2 separate regions of the Mus musculus genome follow, and region 1 is linked to region 2. Evidence: chromatin contacts called from ENCODE Hi-C data. All regions are on one chromosome and are shown on one strand. The core of a region is the stretch at or near the end of the contact, and the rest is flanking DNA. Distances in the headings are between cores, read along the strand shown.

Evidence for each region. Hi-C counts contacts between places; a loop is a spot of excess contacts on that map.
Region 1: a loop to region 2 is called in a map of left cerebral cortex, with 6 times the contacts of the local background. The contact joins the promoter of Irf2bp1 here to the promoter of Chmp2a in region 2. A Hi-C loop is called at or near these places in 2 of 37 maps with a recorded cell type or tissue (T-helper 17 cell and left cerebral cortex).

What each region holds. Positions count from the first base shown.
Region 1 is chr7:19,002,561-19,008,628 of GRCm38, forward strand. It overlaps Irf2bp1 (interferon regulatory factor 2 binding protein 1), which reads left to right and starts at 1,498. Exons shown (of 1, transcript NM_178757.4): 1 at 1,498-4,203. The coding sequence starts at 1,877. The coding sequence ends at 3,631.
Region 2 is chr7:13,030,863-13,036,595 of GRCm38, forward strand. Chmp2a (charged multivesicular body protein 2A) reads right to left here and starts at 3,915. Exons shown (of 6, transcript NM_026885.3): 1 at 3,773-3,915; 2 at 2,967-3,180; 3 at 1,780-1,959; 4 at 1,573-1,703; 5 at 1,427-1,488; 6 at 1,144-1,340. The coding sequence starts at 3,134. The coding sequence ends at 1,213. It overlaps Ube2m (ubiquitin-conjugating enzyme E2M), which reads right to left. Exons shown (of 6, transcript NM_145578.3): 2 at 5,704-5,733; 3 at 5,572-5,610; 4 at 5,350-5,453; 5 at 4,980-5,043; 6 at 4,258-4,892. The coding sequence ends at 4,752. Trim28 (tripartite motif-containing 28) reads left to right here. Exons shown (of 17, transcript NM_011588.3): 17 at 1-170.

The DNA of each region.
Region 1 (6,068 bases), core at 248-2,747, 6.0 Mb after region 2:
ACCTGGAAGAACGCAAAGAAGACACTGGGGGGGGGGGGGGGAATTGAGACCACCAGCGGGGATCCAGGCCAAGTGAGGGGAAAGGGCTGATGTGAGCTAGGTCCTGGAGACATATGTCGCTTCTCCTAGCTCCCCCCACCCCCCCAAAAAAGCTAAAAACATGGGGTGCCCACAGCCGATTGGGCCCACCAGGCCATTAAGCACTTGGAGGTTTGGGGTTGCCCTTCCCAGCAATCTCCTCTTGGCTTCCTCATTCCAAATATAAGAGTAATAAGAGCCCCCTAACCTGGGGGGTGGGGGTGGAGGGAGAGGGCGAAATTCCCTGCTAGCAAGGGGGGGGGGCAAGAATCGGGAAGGCCTTCCCCCCCCAAGCTTCCAAGCAGAGGAAGTACGTCAGTGCGTCCATCTCGCAGAGCATTTTGGGAATTGTAGTGAAATTGGAGGTGTACCGAGAAGCCAACTCTGTAACCCTTTAGAGACCAAATACGTGCACAGCTGGAGCAGAATTGGCAGGCTCAGAGAACGTTCTTTAGCAGATGAGGAAACTAAGGCAGCCGCCTGGCTCGGAAGCCTACAGTCTTATCATCCTGTAGCCTCTGGGCCGCCCTTGAGGCTAGTACCTAAGACACTGGGAAGGACAAACTGCCAAGTAGACACTACTCTCCAAGAGTTGCCTGAAACCATCCCCTTGAAACCGTCCAATCAGAGCCTCTCCGCCCCAATTCCCCCAAAGCTGCTGCCTTTCTAACCGGTTATTGGCCCTTCTTGAAGGGGCGGGATTCTAAGAGAGGGCAAGACTCTTCTAGAACTGCTCAGCAAATCAGAGCAGAAACTGCTTTCCGGCTTCTGGGTATGGTGTCGGGACTGTAAACCCACAAGGAGGCTGAAGCAGGGAGATTGCAGCAAGTTTGAGGCCAGCCTAGACTACATAGGCTAGCCTTCTAGGCCAACCTGAGCTAAAGAATAAATCTAAGTCTTAAGAAAGAAAGAGGGGGGGCTGGTGAGATGGCTCAGTGGGTAAGAGCACCCGACTGCTCTTCCGAAGGTCAGGAGTTCAAATCCCAGCAACCACATGGTGGCTCACAACCATCCGTAACGAGATCTGACTCCCTCTTCTGGAGTGTCTGAGGACAGCTGCAGTGTACTTACATATAATAAATAAATAAATAAATAAATCTAAAAAAAAAAAAAAAAGATTGTTTAAAAAAAAAAAAAAGAAAGAAAGAGGGGGCGGGGAAAGGGGGGAAATTGCATCCACAGCAACTTGGCCACCCGAGCATTTATGAAACCATTACCCACTCCATGGACCCTGTGTGCGAACCCCAGCTTCCTGGCGAGGCACAGTGAAAATTAAGCACCCAGACCAGCGCGCGCCCTCTTTTCCCGCCACTGCTTTCTACCCAGTCCCCTTTAAGAAGCAGCCCCGACGGGACTACATTTCCCAGAAGGCTTTGCCCGCGCGTTATGTAACTTTCCCTGCGAAGCGGCCTCTGGGGCAGAAGAAGGAGGTGGAGGCGACGGCGGCCGTTGCAGCGGCGTCGGCGGCGCGAGCGGAGCGGCGGGAGCCTGGGGCGGCGGCGCCCGAGGCCCATCGAGGAGCTGGAGCTGTGCATCGCGGCTCACGGCGCGGACCGGACGGGGGCGCCGACGTGCGTGCTCGTGGCTTGCCTTTTCCACCGGAGGCGGGAGTGAGAGAGAGAGGAAAAAAAAGGCTGAGGGCCCAGGGGGCGGGGAAGGGGGGCCGGGCCTGAATCCGGCGGGGAGGCCGAGCCCGAGGCCGGATTGAGCGGCTCGCGCGCCCGTCCCGGGGCACGGCGGAGCGAACGTGGGCGGCGGGTGCACAGCAGGGGCACCTGGCGGCGTTCCGGGGGGCGCCATGGCGTCCGTGCAAGCGTCCCGCCGCCAGTGGTGCTACCTGTGCGACCTGCCCAAGATGCCGTGGGCCATGGTGTGGGACTTCAGCGAGGCTGTGTGCCGCGGGTGCGTGAATTTCGAGGGCGCGGACCGCATCGAGCTGCTCATCGACGCCGCCCGCCAGCTCAAGCGCAGCCACGTGCTCCCCGAGGGCCGCTCGCCCGGACCCCCGGCTCTCAAGCACCCGACTTCCAAGGACCTAGCCTCCACGGGCTCCCAGGGCTCCCAGTTGCCACCCCCGCAGGCCCAGGCGCAGCCATCGGGGACCGGCGGTAGCGTCTCAGGCCCGGACCGCTATGACAGGGCTACTTCATCCAGCCGCCTGGCGCTGCCTTCGCCGGCTTTGGAGTACACCCTGGGGTCCCGCTTGGCCAACGGGCTGGGCCGCGAGGAGGCCGTGGCGGAAGGGGCACGCAGGGCTTTGCTTGGCTCCATCCCCAGCTTGATGCCCCCCGGGCTGCTGGCAGCTGCAGTGTCTGGCCTTGGAGGCCGAGCTCTGACGCTGGCACCTGGCTTAAGCCCCGCTCGTCCACTTTTCGGCTCCGATTTCGAGAAGGAGAAGCAGCAGAGGAATGCGGACTGCTTGGCAGAACTGAACGAGGCCATGCGGGGCCGGGCGGAGGAGTGGCATGGGCGTCCCAAGGCTGTAAGGGAACAGCTACTGGCTCTGTCCGCCTGTGCCCCTTTCAATGTTCGATTCAAGAAGGACCACGGGCTGGTGGGACGGGTGTTCGCCTTTGATGCCACTGCCCGCCCTCCGGGCTATGAGTTCGAGCTGAAGCTCTTCACCGAATACCCCTGTGGTTCTGGCAATGTTTACGCGGGGGTCCTTGCAGTGGCTCGCCAGATGTTTCATGATGCTCTTCGAGAGCCAGGGAAGGCCCTGGCCTCATCGGGCTTCAAGTACCTCGAGTATGAACGGCGCCATGGTTCAGGGGAATGGCGCCAGTTAGGAGAGCTGCTTACGGATGGGGTCCGCAGCTTCCGAGAGCCTGCTCCTGCGGAGGCCCTGCCCCAGCAGTACCCAGAACCGGCCCCTGCTGCTCTGTGTGGCCCACCTCCAAGAGCCCCATCCCGAAACCTGGCGCCCACTCCACGCCGTCGCAAAGCATCCCCTGAGCCCGAGGGCGAGACAGCTGGGAAGATGACCACGGAGGAGCAGCAACAGCGGCACTGGGTGGCGCCAGGCGGTCCATACTCTTCAGAGACCCCTGGTGTGCCCTCACCTATTGCTGCCCTCAAGAATGTGGCCGAGGCTCTGGGCCACTCACCCAAGGACCCTGGTGGGGGTGGAGGCTCTGTCCGCGCAGGGGGTGCTAGCCCCGCGGCTTCCTCCACAACCCAACCACCGGCCCAGCATCGTTTGGTGGCACGCAATGGAGAGGCAGAAGTCAGCCCCACTGCCGGGGCTGAAGCTGTCAGCGGGGGTGGTAGCGGCACAGGGGCGACCCCTGGAGCCCCCTTGTGCTGTACCCTGTGCAGAGAAAGGCTGGAAGACACCCACTTCGTGCAGTGTCCCTCGGTACCCGGACACAAGTTCTGCTTTCCTTGCTCCCGAGAGTTTATCAAGGCACAGGGCCCAGCCGGAGAGGTGTACTGCCCCAGTGGAGACAAATGTCCACTGGTGGGTTCCTCTGTCCCCTGGGCCTTCATGCAGGGCGAGATCGCTACTATTCTTGCTGGTGACATCAAGGTCAAGAAAGAAAGAGACCCCTAGGCTGCCACTGCCAGGCTTCTTTCCCCTCCCCCTTAACCATCACCGCATCTGCGGATAAATTATTCCCTACCGCACCCAACCCTGTACCACCCTAACCTATGTATATACCCTTTCCTCTGCCCAGATGGGTCCCCTGGGGTAGATACATTGTGGGTGGGGGGAGAGAGCTTGTGGCTCCTGTCAGAGAGGGTGTTTGGGGTTCCTGGGCCCCTCCTTTCTTTTTCCTTTCTTGGCTTGGCTTTCCTGCTGTTGGTAGTTGGGTGAGAGGTACCCCGCGTGTCCTTGAGAAGGGACCTCCTGAGAACTCGCTCTTTATAAACGAAGCAAAAGCATTTTATTGTTCCCCCTCTCCCACCCTTTTCCTCCTTCAATAAACTGAGAGATGGGTTGTTCTTTTTCCCCCTTCTTGTTCCCTTTAGTTTTTATGAGATGCTGCGCCCCCTTCGGGATTGGACTTGTCCTGCGCGCAAGAGGACTTCTGCGTTGTGACCACTAGGTGGTGCCTTTTGTCCAGTGGGCTGCTGTTTGTAGTAGTGTACATTTGCTGTGCTCTAATTAAAGGTGTAGTCGAGGCCGGTTTTGCAGACGATGGTACTGAGATTCTGACAGGGCTTGGCTCCTGCACGGCGATCACAAACTTGAGAGTAGGTTTGCACTACAGCTGGCCCTCTGAATGCAGAGACATCAGAGGAGGGAAAAGAAGTAGGAAGTGTTCTAGAGGTAGTTTACTTGGAGATATTTCTAGGGGCACTGTCCATGGAAAGAGTGAGTTGAACCTTCCTGGGTAAATGTATATGGGAGCAGGATGGTACCTTCTTGCTTCATATAGTGCCCAAGAGATGGACACACCTGAGAAACCTGAACTGGGCTCACGCCCTTCATCTGGGGACAGTGGCTATCACCCTAAAACACTTAGGAGCTAAGTAAAAGGCTCCCGCCCACCGCGGCTGCTTCTGATGTGTGTGCGGCCTTGTCCCGCACCTGTCCTGGGTGACTGATCATTAACCAGGATTTCCTGCCCGCTGGCGTCATGGGGGTGGGGTCTGGGGCCTAGGCAGACTATGGCAAAACAGGGGTTAAAAGGAGGGGGTGGCCCCAGCAGTCACATCCTGGCCCCCACTTGAGACCCTGACATGGAGATTCCGGGAAGGGATACAATGGTAAGCCAACGAGACAGTGTCCAGTGAGAACCAGCGACCCAAGGGTGTCCCTGATCTCCTCTCCAGGTGTCTCCTCACTGCCTTGTGCCCCTCATTCACCTGAAGACAGACATGGCCCCAGCTCTCTGCAGGATCTTGAGTAATGTTTCCCCCACCCCAGTAGGGAGCACATACCTGCTCAGGCAACCCAACCCAAGCACCAGCCTAGGCTCAGGGCAGGGCTGGGAAAACTATCCCTGATTAAATACGCCAGGTGATAAACAGGAGCAGGGGTGGTGCTGGAGAGAGCACCCCTCCCTCAGAGGACTCCCTGTTTGATCCAGGGCTGCAGACCCAAGCACCCTCTCTTCCCCCTCCCCCTAAATCCTCAGGACTAGAGGCCTCCTCACACCTGGCCACCTTGCTCCAGGAAGGGCTCACAGCTGTGGAAGACACCTGGTCCTTTAAGAGCAGCTGGTAGGTGGGGGCGGGGGGCAGGGGAGTCACCCCCAGCCTGGCTGCTGTGTATTTTAGATAGAGGTTGGGTTAACTATTAACAGAACAGACAGCCTGACCTGTGTGGGTGTTGGGGGGGGGGGAATGGGTCAGTTCCCCTTCCCCCAGTACCCAGGTGGGGTTAGGGTGGAAGGATTTGGGGACCAGAGAGTAGGCAGAAAGACTAAGGAATATGCTGCAGAGACGTCCTGAAAAATGTGGGAAACCACAGAAGTAGGGAAGAGAGGAGCAAGTGGCCAGTTGGTGAGGGCTGGGAGTGGGGCTCAGTGATAGAACCCTGGCCTAGAGGGCCAGTGAAGGCCTGAGTGTGTGACTCAGTGGCAGAGGGTTTGCCTAAGGTCTACAGTAAAGAGCTGGGGGTGTGGTTCAGTGGTAGAGCCCCTGCCTAAGCATCTGGAAGAGTGTGGGTTCCATCCCCAACACCACAAAAGCCTTTTTAAAATTCTATGTCCAGTGCTGTTTCATCTACATGTGTCTGTGTGATGATGTCAGATCCCCTGCCGTGTGGGTACTGGGAACTGAACCTGGGTTCTCTTAACCCCTAAGCCATCACTCCAGCCCCACAAACGCTTGTCCAGAGAGGCATGGAAAACAGAGAAGCTCGAAAGTGAGGCAAAAATTGAGGAAAACAGAGGAGGAGTGAGTTTAATGGAGGCATGTCCAGAAAGGTCGAGGAAGGGGATGTACAAGCTGGGAGACAGAATGATGCCCACAGTCCCGGCACTCAGGACACCGAGGCAGAAAGTGGGCACAAGTTCCTGGCTGGACTGGGCAGCATGGAA
Region 2 (5,733 bases), core at 2,665-5,164:
AGCTGGGGCTCTTGTGGTCAGCCCAGTCCAGCTCTGGTCTCTGTATTTTCACCCCATACCCTGTCCTTTGGTGGCCTGACTCCTGTTCTTGCTGGCCCCATCGTCCCCTCAGTCCCTCTTCACAAAATGGTTTTTACTTCTGTGGATTTAATAAAAACTTCACTGAGTCAGTTGCTCATGCCTCAGCTGTCTGGGGACTGTTCCTGAGGTTTTAAGACTCATTCTACAGGTGACCTTACTTCCCTCTTTTTGGCCAGGTGAAACATTTGTACACTGTCCTTGGTAAGACTTGGATGGAGCCCGGCGTGGTGGTGCACGCCTTTAATCCCAGCACTTGGGAGGCAGAGGCAGCCGGATTTCTGAGTTCCAGGCCAGCCTGGTCTACAAAGTGAGTTCCAGGAGCCAGGGCTATACAGAGAAACTCTGAGACAGAGTTTGGATGGAGGCCTCAGGTGTGCAGTGCCTCCCAGTGGCCAGATACAAATTTAGACACGAAGCAACTTAACTGCTTACATTTAATCAACTGCTTACATTTAATCAAAGTGGGTTGTGTGAGATTCTCAAAGGGTTTTTTTGTTTTTTTAAATATTATTTCTTCAGACACTCCAAGAAGAGGGCATCAGATCTCATTACAGATGGTTGTGAGCCACCATGTGGTTGCTGGGATTTGAACTTATGACCTTTGGAAGAGCAGTCAGTGCTTTTAAAGCGCTGAGCCCCCCTCAAAGGGTTGTTTTTACAGACATTGTCTGGCTATCCTGGACATCTGTAAATGAGGCTGGCTTTTAACTCAGATCTACCTCTAGAGTGCCAGGATTAAAGGTGTGCATTAGCACTCAAATTTAGCATAGCATTCCTTTCTATGACCCATAACTGAGTTTCATATCCCAAGTTGGTGGACAGTTACCACTTTAAATCTCATCTGTTGCCATGGATTGTTTGGTTAGTATGTGTTAGGTGGAGAGGTATATATGCATTAACTGGATGCTGCGCCCACTTGGGTCACTGGTTTAACTTGCTAACTGGTGGCCCTAGTGTGGAGCCTGCACCTGAGCGTGCTCAGAGCCTTTTGTATTAAGCACAATCATCTTCACTCGAGCCTGGAATTTGGGTCCCATTGTCACTAGTCATAAGCTCACAGCCTTGGTAAATTAGTGTCCAAATTTCTTTATTACAGGGGGACAGGATGCACTGAGTTGGGGTGGGGTGTTTTCAGTCCCTGCGAAGGTTCTTGAGCCTCTCTTCCAGGTCTGCATCAGCATCAGCCAGGGCTGAGGCTGTGGCCTCTGCTTTCTTCCCACCAGCTGCCACACTGAGTGAGCCTCCAGTGGAGGGAAGGTCTGCAGAGAGAGTTGAGGGTCAAGGGCTGTGCTTTGTGTTGTGGCTGAGCTTTGGGTGGGAAAATAGGTGGATTTGGAACACTCACTTGACAGCTCATCTGTGAGGCTCAGTCCCAGCTCATCCAGGACCTGGGACACAACAGCATCACTAGGAAAGAAAAAGAACTCATCAGGACTACGAATGGGTAAGGGTCCTGGTAAATATCCCTGCCTTCCTGTCAAAGTCTCACACCTCTCCTCTTCATCTTCCTCATCACCCATGGCATCATCAATTGCGTCATTCATCATTTCTTCCTTCATGTCCATGATCTCTGCCTGCCGTTCAAACTCCATCATGATCTTCTGGATCTGGGGTAATTTCAGCTGGAAGAAGGCAGGGAGGGTAAGTGACCTGCTTGAAGGTCAATGGGGATGGGAAAGTGGATTGGGAGGGACAAACCTGTCTGTTCATAGTGCCCATGGCCTTAGTAACACCCTTCATGGCTTGTGCCATTGAGTTGTTGGATTTTAGAGTCTGTATCTTGAGGGACACAGCTTGGATGTTGGCCCGCATCAACACAAACTTGCGTACATATCTCCGGGTACGCACCAGGTCTTTTGCCATGATTCGAACAGCATCCTGCCGAGTGGGCAAGAGAAGGATGACGCTGTGAGGTTATACTTAAGGTCACTTGCCCCTCCAAAATCTCACCCCTCTCTTAGGGATATCACTCCTCAGCCCATATATAGCCCAAAGTAGCCTCCTACTGACAATTCTGCCTCAAACCTCCCTTAATGAGGGGACTATAGGCATTGGCTACTAACCTAAGTATAGGAATGTGTATATAAAAGGCCTAGGCTCAGTACCTATTTCCTTCAATGTACAGAGTCACCTCCAGGATATCCACAACCTTTTTATTCAATTTGCACTCCTAGACTGTATCAAGAATCTGTCTTGGGAGCCGGGCAGTGGTGGCACACGCCTTTAATCCCAGCACTTGGGAGGCAGAGGCAAGTGGATTTCTGAGTTCGAGGCCAACCTGGTCTACAGATGAGTGCCAGGACAGCCAGGGTTACATAGAGAAACCCTGTCTCCCCCCCCCCCCCCAAAAAGAATCTGTCTTTGGCCAGGGATATGACTGAGGTAGGGCCCTGCCCCATATTTACAAAATCCTGGAGTCCCTGGCAGTGAATTAAAAAAAGACGTTCATCCAGGTTGTATCTAGAACCACATACAAATCCATTCAAGGTGCAGCTTCTATTCCCTACCTAAATGTTGCTGGCACAGCCCCAGGAAATAACCACCTCTGAGCAATTGTTCTTGTCCTTACTCCCATCCTTAACTCTTGCCTATTCATCACAGCTCACACTGCAACCTACATTTCTGTGTGTCTGGTCCACCTCTACTCCTTAGCTCTCTTGGTCTCCCAGTTTGCTACTTGACTTGGCAACATTTGGCTGTCGTGATGGCTAGCTTTCTGGAAGCTCACTTGTACTATCTGTGAAGAGGTCCTCCCTGACACCCCAAATTGGGAAATTACTGTTAACCCTTCATGATAGTTTGCTCAAAGCACTGTTTCACTGTTATCCTTAAAACAATGACTGAGACGGCACCTTGCTTCGTGTCCCATATCACTTGACACTTACCATCTGGCCTTGCTTTGCCATCTTTTTGATGTCCGCAATGATTTTCTTTTCCTGGGTTTCTAGTTTCTGTCGTTCCCTGTCCAGTTCTCTCATGGCTCGGTTCAGGGCCCTCTGGTTTTGCCGAAGTAGTTCCTCTGGCGTCTTCCGGCGCCCAAACAACAGGTCCATGGTGGTAAGACTCCACCAGCAGGTCTGGGACAACCGTCAGAACTAGCTGTAGAGTGCAGGGCCCAGGGCAGCAAAAGACAGAAAGGGTCACATAAGTAGATAGGGTGTAGAAACTGGAGGTACGCTTGAGTAGTCAAAAAGGATTAGCCGGTGAGAACTAGTTATACATTTCTGACTCAAGCACACCCACTCTACTCTCTGCTCTGCTTCCACAGACGATGGGGCAAGCCTGTTTCTGACTTAAGGGTGTGGTTCTGAACTGTTCCAGGGACCCAGACCTGAGTAGGCACATCAAGGTGATTGAGTACTGAGGAGGGGGTAGTTGTGAGGCCCCTCGACAAGGGAGGATAGAATGGAGTAGGTTCTGAAATGTGAAGTTGGGCCCTAAGGTGGGGTAATGGGCATGAATGCCAAGGAAACCAGGCTCGCGGGCGTAGGAGTGACGTTCTCAGGCTCAGGACGTGACAGACACTGAACAGGTCTTGGAGATGTTGAGCCTGCGTACCGAGGGCAGGAAGAGGTGAAGACCTCGATGTGGGTAGGGACAGGCGGACCGCGCGGCATCCGATGCCTCGGCCCAAAGCCCCCTCCTACGCTGCCTACCAAACGGGACCTGCGGCTCAGCAGAGACCACTCACCGGAGCCGAGAGAACGATGGGTTTCCGCTTCCGGGTCACGCCTCTACCCCTCCGAAGCCTTGAGACTCCACCAACGACAACCCCTCGGTTCGGTAGCCCCTGCTGCGGCCGCCGTTTCCGGATTAAGCGACCTGACGTCACACGACCCACCCTCTCCGGGAATGCTGGGAAGTGCTAGGACGCACGCGCACAGCCAGCCACAGAAGCGCATGCGCAAAGGGCCACGCACCTCAGCAGAAGGTACAGGTCCCACCCAAGCCAGCCTCACAGGCCCATGGCGGGAGCACAGCTCGACTGGCTATTCATTCTGGAAGGCCCATACTCCACCCACTTTTGGGCAGTTAATAAATGGCATTTTAGCAAGTGCTTGGCTCGAACCAAATTAGGCCCACACATGGCATAAAGGGGCAAGCCTGGAAATGACTTGTAGGCTCCCTTATGTTGGTGTAAGGTCCAGGAGCTGAAATTAGCCGATTCTTCCATTGCTTGCACCTCATCCCAGTGAGTGGTCCCACCCAATCCACGGCCACATTTATCTTCATTATAGACGCTGGTGGACCTCACTTGTACCTCCCACCCCACAGAAGGAAGAGGCAGAGGCCATGCAGTAACATTCCCCTTTAATAGCCTGGTGGGACCTCCAGTGGTGGTGGGGTGGGTTGCTTGGGCCTAGCGACCCAGGCCCATTGCCCACTTACCCCACAGTCAAGAGTGGGGAGTTGGACAGCACCCAGCGGGAGGGGGGGGGCGCTAAACAAGCCAATTCATTTCCCATCGCTGAGCAGGTCGGGGGGGAGGCAGCACCGACCATAATCACGTGGTGGTCAAAAAAAAAATAACTAGGGGCAGGTGACAGGGAAGAGAGGCAAGGCCAAGGCAGGGGCCAAGGCTACCCCACACACCTTACCCGGGCCCCCAATAAATATTTGCAGGGGATGCCTGGGCCGGTAACCCTGGCAGGGATGGGTAATTGCTAACCCTATTTCAGGCAGCGCTCGAAGTAGGTGGACCCGATGTAACCACCTCTCATGGAGCGCTGCACATTTTGTTCAAACAGCCGCCGGTTGTTCTGCAGGACCTCAGCAGCCTCCTTGTTCAGTGGGTCCTCAGGGTTCGGCTCCTGTGGCCGGTACAAGTGGAAGTCAACAGGCAAGAGAGAGGCAGATGGCCAACAAACCCTCAGCTTCAAATGCCTAACCCTACTTACCAAGAAGAGATACTGCAGGCCATAAATTATGGAGTTTATCGTAAGGACTGGCTTCCAGTCCTCTCTGTGGGCAGAGAGCATCAAGGTTATCAGGGGCTGGTGAGTGGGAGGCTGCTACAGGCCCTGCTAATACTGAACAGGTTAGGCCCATAGAAGGCCTTTTAACATTGAAGTGTGAGATCTAAGAGTGAAGATACGGGACAGGGCAGGACACAGAGAAAGCCAAGGTCAGGTCATTAGAAAAACAACTAAGACAGAAACAGATTGACCATAAAGGGGAGGGAAGGACAGAGATAGATGCAGTGTCCACAGAAGGCTGAGGATACCTGGAAGGCAGGTCTTGGGAGGGAAAGGAAGGCAGTGCCCTCACCTGAGGATGTTGAGGCAGACGTTGCCCTCGAGGTCAATGTTGGGATGATAAACCATTGTTTCACACTTCACCTTGGGAGGGTCATGTGGGTAACCCTGTCCCACCTGGCTCCAGAAAAAGAGAAAGGAGATGGGAAGGTGTAAAAAGAGAAAGGAGATGGGAAGGTGTTTTGGTTGTACCCAGTCTTCTCCACAGAGCTACCTTTGTACACTTGAGACTCACCTTAAAGCTGAATACAAACTTGCCACTTTTGTAGAAGCCCTGGAAGAGGAAGGGGGAGAGTGAATGAAGACCCTACTCTTATGGGGCCACCCCTGGTCTGTTCTTGGGAATCCTGCCCTGTTTTACTCTTACTTCATCAGGACAGATCACCAGCTTGAAGTT